2 separate regions of the Homo sapiens genome follow, and region 2 is linked to region 1. A link is an interaction called in ENCODE POLR2A ChIA-PET data of the cell type or tissue named here. Cell type or tissue: MCF 10A. All regions are shown on one strand. Links, peaks and the distances in the headings refer to the core of each region. The heading gives the core; the rest is flanking DNA.

The links. ChIA-PET counts read pairs that join two places held together with the same protein. Peaks named below come from ENCODE experiments on the same cell type or tissue, not always from the same donor. Only the 100,000 strongest peaks of a DNase experiment are listed, where the experiment ranks them.
Region 2: POLR2A ChIA-PET joins it to region 1 with 5 read pairs; 2 of 35 experiments call an interaction of 5 or more read pairs at or near these places.

The regions. Positions count from the first base shown.
Region 1 is chr3:171,650,092-171,658,410 of GRCh38, forward strand. All of the region lies in intron 21 of PLD1 (phospholipase D1), which reads right to left. Among named protein-coding and RNA genes, the nearest start is that of PLD1, 160 kb to the right of the region's middle. In MCF 10A, for the core only: no CTCF peak of the experiment used is centred there; a DNase peak (open chromatin) is centred at 4,880.
Region 2 is chr3:171,728,688-171,737,006 of GRCh38, forward strand. It overlaps PLD1 (phospholipase D1), which reads right to left. Exons shown (of 27, transcript NM_002662.5): 4 at 6,805-6,950; 5 at 6,178-6,283; 6 at 4,757-4,822. Among named protein-coding and RNA genes, the nearest start is that of PLD1, 78 kb to the right of the region's middle. In MCF 10A, for the core only: no CTCF peak of the experiment used is centred there; no DNase peak of the experiment used is centred there.

The DNA.
Region 1 (8,319 bases), core at 1,926-6,925:
CTCTCACAAGGGAAGCAGGACACAAAAACATCAACTTCTTTTAGATTTGGGGAACTGGAGAGATTCTCTAAGCTGAGGCAGGAGTGTAGAGAAATAAGAGCAAGACTCAGGGCAAGGAATCAGTCCTTTGGCCTCAAGCTGAGTTCGGGGAAAAACAGGATAGACCCCACTCTCTTTTCAATGTGAGGATATGAGAGCCAGGAGGATCTGTGCCTTGCTTTCAGGTGAACTCCAGAGAAATGTGGAGCATGTCGTTCAGCAGCTATGCGATGTGGCAGGAGCAGAGGAGAAGTGGTAGAGAGGCAGGCCTGAAAGGTGAAGGCTGACGTCCCCAAGCTACGTTAAGCAGATGCCAGAACAGGCCGGAGGGAGATCAACATCAGTGTCTGGAAGCCCCTTTCCAAAGATCCAGGGCCCCATAGCATTAAGATCAAGGACGGGATGTGGAGGGAGAGGAGGCAGGAGTAGAACCCTGATGCTGAATATAGAAGGGAAATAATGAGAAATCACTGAATTTGGCCACATTTATCAGGAAGTGCCAAAACTAAAACTAAAACCCCTCCTATTGTGTGGAAATGCGCTTGAGCTAGAAATTCAGATGAACTCTAGGAAAAGAAAATAAATTACAATTCAACAGAAAATAGTAGTGTGTGTGTATTAGCCAGGCGTGGTGGCGGGCGCCTGTAGTCCCAGCTACTCGGGAGGCTGAGGCAGGAGAATGGCGTGAACCCGGGAGGCGGAGCTTGGCAGTGAGCCAAAATCGCGGCACTGCACTCCAGCAGCCCGGGCGACAGAGCGAGAATCCGTCTCAAAAAAAAAAAAATTAATTTTAAAATTTTTGTGATTGCTATAAAGCTGTTTGTACCTTTAAAAGCAGAGTACGAATGTACCATGTAGATGGGTCACAGCAGTGATGTACCTCTACTTTCCTTTTCTTGTTTTTCTCTGCTGCATAAGCCCCTCCTCCTTCACCCACAGTCCCTCCTCAGCATGAAGGACAGTTAGGAGAAGCTTGATCTGCTCACAACTGGGTCTCAGGGTCTGGCAAGAAGGCCCCGAGGAAGCTTGATATGCTTCGCTAGTGACAAGACACTTTATTTTTTTGAGAATTTGAGATTTATAGTTTGTATTTCATTACTGTAAACTTCAAGAGCTGCTATAAATCGTCTCGTTGTAGATTTTGCAGCAGTGAATACTGTCAGAAATAGGAAGAATTGTGGTTAGGGCTTAGGGTGTGTGTGTGTGTGTGTGTGTGTGTAAAGAGAATTTTATACTATGGTGGTATCAATTATGTTGGAATTGGATCTGTAGCTTCTTGGTCGTTTGGGACATAACCCCTTTTATTTTGTGCTTGGCAAATCCTTTAAAAGGAGAAGATCCTTCTGGGCTTCAGTTTCCTCATCTGCACATGAAAGAACTGGCTAAAATCATGACTAGTCCACTAGAAATGCTGGCCCTATTTAGCACTGACTTTACCTATCCTCTATGTGACTTCATAGATTATGAACTATTATATATTGTGCACAAACACACATCAGTTTTCTCATTGGTTATCTTTTGAAAATGGCAAGCTTTCAAACATAAGAATGCTGAGGGATTCCCCAGCATGTTTGACTTAGACTTCACCCTGGGCTTGATAGTCTTTGGCAAGCCTAGCCCTGAGTGGCCCCCAAATGAGGTTATATAGAACCTTATACTAAACTGTTCCCACTATGGCCCAGACGGTTTTCATTGTCATTTTTAAGTCTCCTTCTTCCTTCCTCTCTTTTCCAGGGCACATGCTCAGGCTCAAAATGAGTGCTGGCCCCTGCCCTGTGCTAATCTTTACATTTCTCTATCTGCTGAGGTTACCATTTTATACAATTTTTAGAATAGAATAAAAGCATTTACATGACCTAAATCAAAAGGTCTCCTGCCACGATCTGTTGTCATCTGTGTCCCAAGGTAACCTCTTCTCCAGAAATCGTACAGAGCTTGGGAGTTATCCCACAAGAAAAAATGTGAAACCAATGATTGGCATACTTAGATAAAATGTGTTTTGGCCAGGCGCGGTGGCTCATGCCTGTAATCCCAGCACTTTGGCAGGCCAAGGCGGGCGGACCACGAGGTCAGCAGATCGAGACCATCCTGGATAACACAGTGAAACCCCGTCTCTACTAAAAATACAAAAAAATAGCCAGGCGTGGTGGCAGGCACCTGTAGTCCCAGCTACTCGGGAGGCTGAGGCAGGAGAATGGCGTGAACCCAGGAGGTGGAGTTTGCAGTGAGCCAAGATCGCGCCACTGCACTCCAGCCTCGGCGACAGAGTGAGACTCCTTCTCAAAAAAAAAAAAAAAAAAAGGTACTGCAGTTGAATTTTCTTTAAGACAAGGCTTCTGAAACAAGCCCAACATGTCTTTTCAGTTTGGTACAAAATTATAGGATATGGTAATTATGGACATAGATTTTTCTTTAAACCCAAGAACTTTTAATCTATCAAACATTGCTTTTAAAAAATAAAACATTCATCTGATTTTTTTTTTCTTTTTGTGACAGGGTCTTGCTCTGTTACCCAGGCTGGAGTGCAGTGGTGCAATCATGGCGCACTGCAGCCTTCACCTCCCAGGCTAAGAGATCCTCCCACCTCAGCTTCCCGGATGGCTGGGACCACAGGCATGTACCAGCACACTCAGCTATTTTTTTTTTTTTTTTTTTTTTTTTTTTTGTAGAGACTAGGTCTCACTATGTTGCACAGACTGGTCTTGAACTCCTGAACTCAAGTGATCTTCCTGCCTCGGCCTCCCAAAGTGCTAGAATCAAAGGCATAAGCCACAGTGCCCAGCTCATTCAATTTTTTATATTTCAAAATAAAGTATTTTTCATAGATTTCTGGGAGGCTTACCATTCGAAAATTTCTACATCCCTTGAAATGGGGGAAGCTTTGTAGCTTACTGGTAAAAAGCACAAGTTGAGGTCCTACAGACATGGTTTGAGTCCTACTCCTATCCAACCATAGCTGTATGACTTGGCTAAGTTATCTAATTTCACTAGGCCTCAGCTGCCTCATCTGTAGAATGGGAGTAATTACACAACCAATCCCATAAAGTTGATACAAAGACTGAATGAGGTAACACAGGTATAGCACTGATTATGTGGAAAGACTCAGAAACTATTTGGTAACATTTTTATTCAATTATATCAATTGCTGATTTCAATTAGAAGGCTTGCATATCTTCAAATAACAACAAAGTAAATAGCATCTAAAATTAAAACAATACTAAACTAAACACATATTATGCTTCAGAATACATTTTGTTTTACTTTATATTTTGGGGAGAGTGTTATCAGATCAATAACAGGGAAATCAAAAATTGATTCCCAGGAAGAGTCAGCTATAGGTTTCTGGCAGCAAACCTCTAGACAGAGTGTTGTAATCGTGTGCCTAAACAAGTCACATGATGAACAACAGCCAGTCGTGAGAAACCAAAACAAATTTTTCTTATCCAGAAGTAGCCGTCCAATAATTTAAAATACGGAACATTTAAGCATCTTTTAAATTAAAACATTTCTTTTTCTAGCATAAATACTAATTTTGAAACAGCTGATTTGAATATGATGCCTCTTTATCCTTGCTTCAATTTACAGTGAACAACATATTTCCAGATGATGAATATCATGGAAATGCTATAATAAGTTCTTACATGAACTGGTGCTTTACAGCTTACAAACTACTTTCACATATATTCATATAAGCTACGTAGAACAGATAATATTATTCGTGGTTGGTGAAGAAACAGCGTGTCAGAAGGACAAACTGACGTACTCAGAAGGTCACATACCTGTGGATAACAGAGCTGGAGAGAATCCAGGTCTCCAGACATCTGGTCCCCCAATAATTTCAGATTTCCCAGTGTGGTATTTCCCATACCACCCACTTACAGGCAAGCAGTAGCTCTTCTACAGTTATAAGAAGCATGAGGGGCACTTTGGGAGGCCGAGGTGGGCGGATCACTTGAGGTTAGGAGTTCAAAGCTAGCCTGGCCGACATGGTGAAACCCCGTCTCCACCAAAAATACAAAAAAATTAGCTGAGTGTGGTGGCGGGTGCCTGTAATCCCAGATACTCGGGAGGCTGAGGCAGGAGAATTGCTTGAACCCGGGAGATGGAGGTTGCAGTAAGCCAAGATCACACCACTGCACTTCAGCTTGGGTGACAGAGCAAGACTGTCTCAAAAAAAAAAAAAAAAAAAAGAACATGGTAAGTTTGAACAATGTTCAAAATTGTTGTTTTAATGTAGTTTAATAGCATATTTTTAATGCAGTTTAATATTAAAACATAGAAGCATTAAGTCAACTGACTATTTTCATTGTGTGTGTCAACTGTTTGTTGCTAACACTATAAAATGCACTTTCTCACTTCCTGACTTTCTACCAAAGCAGAAAAATTATGCATGTCAAGTTTCCATGTGCAAAGATCTGAGAATCTCCTCAGAAACCATTCATTCATGGCACACAGTGTTTAAAAATGTGTCTACCTGGATCAGTTGGTCCTATCTTTTGGCTTAGTCAAACATGGCATAAAACAGTAAATTTTAGACTGTGGATTATGATTTTTTTTCTCTCTGATCGCCAATCACATTTGAGCTGTCAAAGAAAGGTTTCAAGTGGGTTGGGCAGCTGGCTTCAACTCTGAGACAGTTTTACTTATTAGAGTGAAGATTTGTTTTTTGTTTTTTTTTTATTCTGATTCCCCCGGCTGTTCTGAGGTCAGCATGGGGTAAACATGAGTCTGAGGCTCTAGGTCATGTCAGAACATGAAGGCTTTGCAAAACTTATTTCTATAAAGAATTATGGCTGTTGAGAAGGAACCAGAGGAAGTGAGAGGAACTGAGAAATTGCTTAGGGGAATTGTTGTGAGGCTGGATTCCAACGCTGGCAGAAAAATACTTAGACCAGTCCAGGGAGTTGGCAATTTGAAGACTCAGATTTCTCCAGGGTAGGAGGGACCTGGCAGAGGGCCTGTATTCTTTGGTGAGGCCTGGCTGACTGCGGACTGTCATTTCCCTCCATCTGCTTTGGGCTGCATTCTATTCTTTTTCAAATAGCCAAAATTATACTTGTTGCTAAGAATGTGACTTTGGCAGGGAAGTTCTGAGTCTCAGAAAAGTAGAGACCAGAGAAGTCTATGGAGAGAGAGGGGTAAGTTTGGGATGGCACATCATGGCACCTAATTAGTGAAAAGGGGTCACCCCAGGGTGGCAACCTGCAAAATATGTTGTTTCTTTCATTTTTTATTTATTTATTTTTTTAGAGATGAGGCCTCATTCTATCTCCTAAGCTGGAGTGTAGTGGTGAGATTATAGTTCACTGCAGCCTCATACTCTCAGGCTTAAGGAATCCTCTTGCCTCAGCCTCCAAGTAGCTAGAACTACAGGCACACCAAAACATCTGGATAATTTTTTATTTTTTTGTAAAGACAGGTGGTCTCAAATTTCTAGCCTTTAGAAATCCTCCCGCCTCCGCCTCCCAAAGTGCTGGGATTACAGGTGTGAGCCACCACACCTGCCCAAGATAAGCTTTTTAATTCTGCCTTTACCTTGCCTAACACAAGCTCACAGAACACAAGCTCACAGATTTGAAATTAAGTGAAAATATATTTTACAGTTGCAATTAACATAGGGAGATTAACAAGAATGCAGAGACGCCAGGGGTGAGGGGAACATAAAATATGTTTTGAGAATGTGTGTGTGTATCCACTGAAAGTCTAAATGTGTGACATATGTACCATTTTGAAAATGTGTCTGTCAAAAAAATGAGACTATTGAGAGATCAGAGCTAAATGACACAGGTTTATTTGAAATTTGATGAACTAATTTCCCATTTTTCACAAAGCAAACTTGAAATTGCCAGTCTTTAATGTGCTCTGTCAAACTCCAAGTGTAAGATACAATCTGCAACAGGTGCTACTTTACCATAATTTTTAAAGTCACAGATCCCTTTTCCTTTCAGGAGCAGCTCATAAGATCACTAGGAAATGTTCTATCAGAAAATATCTTGAAGTTTCTTGTAGCCCTAAAATACTATAATTTTATTTATTTATTTATTTATTTATTTATTTTGAGACAGAGTCTTGGTCTGTCACCCAGGCTGGAGTGCAATGGCATGATCTCAGCTCACTGCAATCTCCACCTCCTGGGTTCAAGCAGTTCTCCTACCGCAGCCACCTGAACAGCTGGGACTACAGTCATGCACCACCAAGCCCAGCTAATTTTTGTACTATTAGTAGAGACAGAGTTTCACCACACTGGTCAGACTGGTCTCAAACTCCTGACCTCAGGTGATCCACCCGCCTCAGCCTCCCAAAGTGCTGGGATTACAGGCGTGAGCCACCATGCCCAGCCTAATTTTATTATTTTAGAAGTCCAGATTTTTAAAGACAAATTACTACAGTAAAGAAAAATATTCTTTCAGGCTTCCAAACACTTAAAAACACATCTTTGGAACAGTATAAAATACCGGGGCCAGGCCCCGATCCAGGAAATTATGATCCAGTAAGCCTGGAGGTGAGTCAAGCTCTCTGTAATCTTGCAAAAGTCAGTGGTGATTTTGATGTGTAGTCACAGGTGAGATCCACTGTACACACTGCAGGATATGATGGATGCTGTAGTGTGCTGCCTAGATCCCCTCACCATGGGATCAAGACATCCATCCCATCAGCTACTGAGCATGTAGGCCACGGAATACTCACAGTGAAGTCCTCCAGGTATGAAAAGTATGGAGTCCTCCATAGGTGAAAGGGACTTGCCTCACTCAAGGTCATCCCCACTCCCTAGGGTCAGCCTGCATCCAATGGCTGGTCAATAGGGGAAGGGAACTACAGGCCCAACACATTTGCCTCAGCTTGGGGAAGCCCTGAATGGGTTTTTAATCCTAACCATCAATGCACTAGAGTCATGTGGTGTGAGGGGAAGCATTGGGTTGAAAGTCCAAAGATTTAGGCTCAAAGCTGTTTTTTGCCTATTGTGGTTAGTGGCCTAGACAAGTCACATAACCTCTTGAATCTCAGTTTTTAATCCTAAAAATGGGAACAGCAACAACAGCAATAATAACAACAATAACAACAACAAATACATGACCTACTCTCAAGTGTAGTTGTGAAGATTCAGTGAGATAATGTAGTTATAAACTGTGAATCACATAAAATGCTGATAGTTACTGTTATAATATGTCCTTAAGTATAAAAGTCCCCAAATATTATGTGAAAAAAGATATCAAAGTACCACATGACACTGGAAGTAAAAAGTGTTTTAATTCCCAAATGCATATGCACTTATTCTTCACTGCGTGCATTCAATGACTTAAAGTAATGAAATATAATGGTTTTGCTTATGTGTTTGTTCTGCTACTTTTAAATGGAGCTGAAATCAGCCATAAGAAGAAATTGTCCCTGGTGCCAAGACAATTCAATGTGGAAAGAATAGTCTTTTTAACAAATGGTGCTAGGGCAACTCTATATCCATCAACAAAAGAATAAAAAGTTGGGCCCCTAACTCACCCCATATATAAAAAGTAACAAAATGAGTCAAATATCTAAATGTAGGAGCTAACACTATAAAATTCCCAGGAGAAAACAGGCATAAATCTTCATGATCCTAGATCAGGCAGTGATTTCTTAGATATCACTATCTATATTCCTTAGATACCAAAAGGACAAGCGATACAAGGAAAAAAATAGATAAGTTAGCTTTTATCAAAATAAAAAAAATTTCTGTTTCAAATGACACCAGCAAGAAAGTAAAAAGACAAGCCATCGAATGGGAGAAACTAGGAATCATATATCTGATATGAGACTTGTATCTAGAATGTATAAAGAATTCTTACAACTCAAAAATAAAAAGTCAAATACCCCAGTGAACAAATGGGCAAGGGATTTCAGTAGACATTTCTCCATAGATAATACACAAATGGCCAATAAGCACACACAAAGATGCTCAGTATCATTAGTCATTAGAGAAATTCAAATGAAAATCACAATGAAATACCATTTCTTAAATGGTATTTCACACCTACTAGAATGACTATAATCAAAGAGAGAGATAATAATAAGTATTGGCAAATACAGAGAAACTGGACCTCTCATATACTATGGGAATATAAAATGGCAGAGCCGCTTTGGAAGACAGTCTGGCAGTTCCTCAAAATGTTAAACATAGAGTTAGCTATAACCTGACAATTCTACCCCTAGAGAAATGAAAATATATATCTGCACAAAAACTAGTAAAGGATGTTTATAGCAGCATTATTTATAATAGGCAAAAAGTAGAAACAACCCAAATGTCCA
Region 2 (8,319 bases), core at 1,288-6,287, 78 kb after region 1:
ATTTACATAGCTGTTATCATCAAATAGTTGACAACAGAAATATTCTCTGAAATCATTCAGAAATCATAACTTTTGGAGTATATCATAACAAAATTGCTAAGCGTAAAGAATCTCAGCTAAGTAGACACATTAATAATGTAGAAAATTGAAAGTTACACATTAATATGAAATTTAATTTATCCTAATGGCTTAGTAAAGTTTGACTGGAGAGAGATTTCCAGAAGGAACCAGGCCTATTATACAGAAAAAAAAATCTGGCAATAAACGTTTTTCTAATACAGAGTTATCAAATTGAAAGTAAATGTGTCAGGGTCAACTGAGAGGCAAACCTAACTAATAAAAATTGAAATTTAACAAAGATGATGTTGTCCAAACTTCTTAGTACATCTTCAGTGATAAGAATTCCATTATCCATTTGGGCAAGTGATTCTCAGGAATAAGAATTTAAAGATCAATTTAGCCTAACGGCATTTCGCAGGGCTTATTCCATTGATCTTTTGAGTAATGTATAATCAATACCTTTTTGTCTTTGTTTTTTTGGCAAAGGAATTTGTAAAATATGAATACAATTGAAATAATGTTGCAATGCAATAATGTTCTTGGCACTAGGTGGAAAGTGGTCTCAAGTAAAAAATTCCAACATGATCTACCAATTGGATACTAAAAACGTTAGAGAAACAGAGAAGCAAAAATATTTCCATGCCAAGAGACAAGCAACAAGCCCTAGGGGTAACAAAAAATCCTGAAAATTACTTGGCAATCACGTACACACTGCCCCTTCCACCCATCCTTGTATTGTAAGAGAAGGGTGACTTTCAGAGGCTCCTTTTATTTACCAGGTAGCAAAAACTCAAGTAAATGGCCAGGTGGGAAATTATCAGATACAAGGAAGGTAAGAGCATTGAGTTGGGCAATGTCCTTGTAGACTCAGGTACTCCAGGAAAGGCAGGGAACAAAGAGGACATCTAATCTATGAAGGAAACTGGGAGGCTGGGCAAAGGCCTAAAGTCCTTCTCAACGCTAAGACTCAATCATAAGAAAGAAAATATTTCCCTTAATTTGAAGATGCAGCTGTTCAAATTAGTATAGCTTTTCCCTGTTGGAATGAAAACACTGTGTGCACGTTTATTCTTTACCTACTCTTCCCCTCAAGTTAAAGTTCATTCTACAAAACAAGGGAGAGGTGAACTCAGTATTATTGATCTGTGGGATGTTTTACCCAAGGATTTCAAGCTAATCACCTTCTTGGGGATAAGAAATCTGAGTCACATAAGTTAAATGATTTACTTCAAGGTAGAGATACGATCCTATCACCTTAGGGCCCTTCTCTTGGAAATTGTACAATTTGTTCCATTTCTAGATTTTAATCTCAGGTATGAAAAAGGTACATTTATTGCTCCTTATTCCTCTGATTTTAATTCCCTGGAAGATAAGCATTTTCCAGTTACTAATTAAAATGCCTAGCTAGTGAGTTCTCTACTACAGCCAGCACTAATACAATTTCAGAATACAAAAGGAATTCTTGTTTGAGATTTTTTTGTATGTTATTACACAACTCAGATATTGCTATTTTTTTACATATTTATGCTTAGGGTAAAGAGGAAATACATTTGTCCCCATTTTACAAATGAGCAAAGAAAACTGAACAAATCACCAATGGTCTCTGAGGCAACTGTCTGATCATGACTACACTAAAACACTAGGATGCTCTCCTTTGCAGAACCACAAGAAGGAAAAAAAAAAAAAGAATTAAAAGCAGAGGAAGTCTTCATAATCATGGGAGAGAAGGTCTGAGCACAAACCCAACCAATGGCTGTATAAAAGTGAGAGGAAAGAACTGTCCATGTCTAATTTCAGAGGCTACTTAAGAAAAATAATGTCAGTGCTTAGAACCCTAAACCAAATTCCTTTGGGGAAAATCCTATTATACAAACACCTTTATAATAAATCTATCTCCACTTTTTTTTTTTTGGCAGAGTCTTCCTCTATAACCCAGGCTGGAGTGCAGTGGCGCAACTGTGGCTCGCTGCAACCTCCGCCTCCCGGGTTCAAGCGATTCTTCTGTCTCAGCCTCCCAAGTAGCTGGGATTAAAGGCGCCCACCACCACGCCTAGCTAATGTTTGTATTTTTAGTAGAGATGAGGTTTCACCATGTTGTCCAGGCTGGTCTCGAACTCCTGACCTCAGGTTATCCACCTGCCTTGGCCTCCCAAAATGCTGGGATTGCAGGCATGAGCCACTGCGCCCAGCCCTGTCTCCACTTTTTAAAGTGGTCTAACTTTACCAAGACATTTCTAAGCTGATCATAGCATTTTAGTTTAGTTCTCAAACTCCTGATGATAAGAATCACTTGAGCTATTTGTTAAACACACTTATTCCAAATACAGATCTGGATGGCCCTATAGAGATTAAGAACATATCCTATTCAGTCCCTTGACCTATGATCCATGATTCTATCTGCTTATGGACCTGAATTAACTTAAAATAGGTTTGTTTTATACTTATAAAAGTATAAATTTATTATATACATGTTAAAATAACTTTTAATATGCTTTTTACAGACAGTAAAGCATTTTTTAACAGATACTTTTTTAGTATTTCTCACAATTATTGAAGAAAACATGTAAATTCCAATCTCATTTCACAAATATGAGGCAGAGGTCTACAGATCTAGTCTTTAGGCCAGACTACATTTAAAGAAAAAGAATGTTAGAGAATTAATGTATATCAAATTGTATCCTATGCTTGAATCATATTGAACAATTCAGCTGTTGGAGAGAATAATCTCAGTAACCATCGAAAATGAGAGGGAGGCTGGGCACGGTGGCTCACGCCTGTAATCTCAGCACTTTGGGAGGCAGAGGCGGGCGGATCACAAGGTCAAGGGATCGAAATCATCCTGGCCAACATGGTGAAACCTCGTCTCTACTAAAAATACAAAAATTTGCTGTAATCCCACCTGTAGTCCCAGCTACTTGGGAGGCTGAGGCAGGGGAATCACTTGAACCCGGGAGGCGGCGGTTGCAGTGAGCCGAGATCATGCCACTGCACTCCAGCCTGGGAAACAGAGCAAGACTCCATCCCAAAAAAGAAAAAAAAAAGAAAATGAGAGGAGAATCTATTCACAGTCAGTTGCTAATGAGGCTTTCCCTTCCAAAGGAAATGTTTACAGGTCACTCTGGGATTTCTAAATACAACATGGCCTAACTTTGAAAATATTTTTATGACTGGAAAAGTCATTAAAAAGAACACTTTTTAAATCTAAACATTCTTTAGTCAACAGTAGAATCCCAAATGTAGAAAAGTACATGAAAAGAGAAGAATGAACTCACCAAGAATGGTTACAGCCAAAAGAAATAGTAAAAGTAAAGTCACAGGCAGGCAGAAAAGTAAAAGAAATGGAAAATTATTGCATATGGATACTAATACACATTTAAATAGTTGTCTGTTAAAGAAAATAGCATGTCGGATTTCAGACAACACAACAGGAGGTATCATTTTTATTAACAATAGTAGTAGTATCCTTATTCATTGTTATTTCAACAATACAAGTTCCTGAGTCCTAGAAGAAAAGAAACCCCTGCCTCCCATCATCCTTCTCTTGAGATCCTCTGGTGCAACCCAAATTCCTGTTTTCCTGAGAAAACCCTTCTCCAGGTTTATGAAGACATAGAAGCTCCCTCAAGTCCATTGAATGCCCCAGTGCAAGCTGCTGCTGGAGGCAGGTAGTGACCTGGATCCAGGTCACCTGTGTGTAATGGGACAGCTGGATGTATATTTGGACCAGACTCCAAACCATGTGCTGCAAGGCAGCAGGAAGGCAGCTCCTGTCATGAGAAACTCGCAGAGCCAAATGCTCTTGCATCCTCTCCAAAATACACTAAAGTCTTTACTGTTTCAGTTTATGTGTTTATGTGATGCCATTCTCTAAACTAGCGGACAAATCACAATTGCACCAACTCTAGAGTTCTGCACATATATAATATAGATGCATACAGCCCCCATAACCATACAATTCATACAAATGCATACATACATACGATAAACCATGCATTCTCAGTTATCCAGGCCTCTGAATAATTGAAGGCTAAACCTTTAAAAACACCCCACCTTTAATAGTGCAGAGCTACTTGTTTGCTGACACTAGAAAACCCACTCCCTCCCTGCTTGCCAGCTGCATACCCCAAGCTTAATCTCTGTGGCTGCATCTAAGCCCCATCGCCTCTTCTTTCTTTACTTGGATTCCTCAAGGGTTTTTTCTTTCCTAGCTTTTCTCATGCTTCTCACTTTCACATGAAAAGACATGCCTTTAACAGGCATGACAAACCAATCAGATGGCAATCGCCCTACGCACCACAAAATCTTCAGGCATTCAACTCCACTCAACTGTTTTCATCACTTACTACTCAACAGTTACTCTTTGTAGCTAAAAAATGCTTTTTGGCATTATCCTGGAAACCTGAGAAGAGAAGAAGGTTGATTTCTAGATAATCTAGCCTATAGCAGGATTTCAAGTTCATTTAAATCTATTGTTATAGACATATTAAGTTCTACTCAACTTTTTAAAACAGCGTCACACCACTGTAAACTGGATCCTTGCTGTAAAATCAACTTTGTATTCACTTAATTTATTTTAATGCAAGGACGAATGTAGGTGTGGATACAATCACTTGTGTTATTAAAATGATCCAAAATTTAGCTGACAATTTACTATAGTGAAAATTACTCCAAACTTAAATCACTGACTAGTACTTACTGTGGCATGATAGTTTCTATACATGGGCATTTTTAGTATCTTTGTCAAGTAATCTTCCAGTTGTTTCTGTAATGCAAATATTTTAGATAAGTGTTAACATGGTCATATTTATTTTTAAAAATTAAACAGTAGTGACAATGATGAGATCATCATTTTCATCTTAACTTCTACAAGTTATTCAATTATTTATTAATATAATCATGGAGCAAGGAATCCTGAATAGCATTAAGGTGTTATTTCCATATTTCTCTTGAACTATTATTTAAATATCTTCTTACTGTTTAACTTTCCATATGCTTAGGTCTTCTATAAACTGCTGACAAGCCCTATTATATGTATATAGCTATTATAGCAGGACTTGCTATAAGTTGTTTTAAAGCATTTGTTGATATTACCAAAAACTTTCATTTTTTTTTCAATTCTAACACTGAACTTACTGAAAGATACACTACAAATTTTAAACAGCTTTTCAGGAAACAAAGGTGGAGAAAGGTTAAAAGACTTTCTAGTAGAATGTACTGATTTTAAATATGCTAAACTGTGTGTGGAGGCAGCAGGGGAGTAGAGGGATATAGGCTTGGGGCACTGGAGCAACATATGTCAATCATATTGACCATGATGTAAAATCCAGCATGCTTTTGCTGAATCACTAAGTGTCATTTTCAGTTGAATTCATACATGTGCACACAGTAAACCAAAACTATATAATTTTATATGTCTAGGTATCTTGGAAAATATTTGGTCCAGATGCCTACAAAGATTTTAAACAAGATGACAACTACAAAGGAGAAATCAAACATTCCCTCTGGAACATAAACATTTCAGATTACAAAACAGAACTGACAGAAATTAACAAACACTTGTTCATTTTCTAGTAAAAAAAATTAATTGTCCACACTCTGCAGCACCCATCTTGGAAGCAGAGCAGGCAGAAGTGCCCCTCCTCTGGAGTTTTCTGTCCCAGTGCTGTGCCTGTCTGTACTCCGTCAGACTCTTCTCAGGCCCTAACTGCTCCATCTATAGTTTAGGAATGAGATTTTACATATATTTAAGATGGGCTATTACAAACACGGAAACTTATGTATGGAAAATATTATTTTAAAAGAGTAGATCTCAAAACCCACAACAATGAGTTCAATCTTTGACTCACAATAAGCCCAAGGAGATTCTAGCAGGGAGAACAGCTTCTTCATAATGTCAAGGCCTAACCAAGAACGCTCTTCCTCTTCTGAGAAAATGCACTGTATGGCTTGGGGAAAGAAGGGACTGCCTAACTAGTTCCAGAAAAGCTAAACCAGCCTGGGGATCAATGAGTGGATGAGAGGAGTTGTAGCCAGGCCTACTTCACCCCTCAGTAGATGCTGTGTTTCTACAGCACTGCAAAATTAGGTTTAAAACCACAGAATAGTGAAGAAACTTACTCTTCTACCAAGGAATTGTTCTTCTCTTATCATGTTTTCAGATGAACGGGGCAAACTGGGCATCTCTCGAGGCTCCTCTCTGACGTTTTGCCTCCTAAACGTGTGTCTAAAACACAAACACACAGAATGCAAACACCTACTAGATTATTCTGTGACTATGACTTTAGTATGTCTTTCATGAGACGGCATATTTTTAAGAGACTATTTAATTGAAAATATCTACCAACAATAGACTAGTTAGCCGATATTGTGAATTAAATACACTTTTTATTTATTTATTTTAAAGATTGGATGTACTCTGTCACCCAGGATGGAGTGCAGTGGTACAATCATGCTCACTGCAGTTTTAAACTCTTGGGCTCAAGCAATCCTCCTGTTGTAGCCTCCTGAGTAGGTAGAACTACTAACTATCACCACGTGCCACCACGTCCAGCTAAATTTTTAATTTTTTTATAGGGAGGAGGTCTTGCTACGTTACACAGGCTAGTCTCAAACTCATGACCTCAACTGATCCTCCTGCCTCAGCCTCCCAAAGTGGTGAGATTACAGGTGTGAGCTACCACACCCAGACAAAATACACTTTCCATTCAACTTGTATACTGGCATAATTAATTCCAAAATGGTTACCTTCTAGTGGGAATGGGGATGCGGATAAAGGCTTTGTACTTGAGCAGCTCTCTGTGAAATTCTTGAAAATGCTTGAATTTCCTCTTAACTTGCCATTTAAATTCCCCATGTGTTAATTCAATAGTGTAAAGATTAATACTTGGTACCTACAGTGATACATAAAAATGTTTGATATTTTAGATAACAACAAAAATTCCAAAAGCTTTCAGTGAACAATATTTAACTAGTAACAGAGAAGTATACTTAAGTCCAGCCTACTTATTTTGTGTAAGTACTTAAGTAAATTTGTTTCAAAAGCAGCCAATTGCAGAAATAATATTCTCTAAATGTTCACTTGATGAATTACATAAGACAAACTTTCAATCACACGAGACGATTCCTACAAACGCTGTTCCTCCAACATATGTGCGTGTATGCATCCACGCACACACACACCTGAAATGAAGAACTAGGTGGAGGAGACAATGAGAAAGGCCCTAATTAGCCTTCAGGGGTCCAGTCCACAAATATAAGCCGTGCACCAGGCAATTGGCAGGGGTGAGACGTATTGTATACTAACAGCACCATCTTGGCTGTTTTTGTTCTTCAGAAATGGCACGACATGCCTTCTCTCCTTCTCTTGTGAAACACATTCCAAGGTCCAGCCTTGTCTATACCACCCACCCACCCTAAGGAACCACCAGTGTTAAGGAGGGGTGGGTGGAAAAAGTGACTGCAGTAATGAGTATACAGTGTATACTTGTATAATATAATACATATGTATTATTATTACTAAATCTTTGTAATAAACCTATAATGTAAGCACTGTTATACCCTTTATTCAGAAGAGGAAACAGGAACAGAGAGGTTAAGTCACTCATTCAAGATCACAAGGCAAAGATGAATTAAACCATGCAGTCTGCCTCTAGAGTCTGTCATTTACCCCCACATGTTATTATCTTTCAATCTAAATGCTGGCAGGTGAAATAAGAAAACAAAGCTCATCTTAGAGACATTTCTGAGGGAGTTGTGCTCAGTGGTGTATCAGGGAGACATGGACCCGAGTCACAGGGAAAGCCTAAACCAGAGGCTGACACCAAAATGAGTGTAAGCTGGGAGTCAGTACATGTGCAGGTAGGCTGGGACACAGCACCAGGCAAAACCACCCAGAAAGCAATGCAGCGCATGCCACCTCCAAAAGACAAGGAGGAAGGGAAGGCAAAGCATGCCCTGACAGCTGGTTATTAATCTGTGCTTCCCCTGAGGCAGGAGGCAGTGGTGGCCTTACTCTGCCATGGCTAGATCTTAGCCTGAAGGGACAAAGGTCACCACCCTGCAGCAATTGTCCTCCCCCGGAGACTTAACAACTGCAAAATCCAGCCAGGAACAGAGAAAAGTAGCTACCCTAACAGCTTCTTCTAGTCCAATCCATTTCAAAGGGCATAACTTTGATTGTTGAAGACATTTTACTCCAAAGCCTTTTCAGCGTTCAGTGAAATATCACGTGAATGAGGACTAAAGGATGGTTTTCTAGGA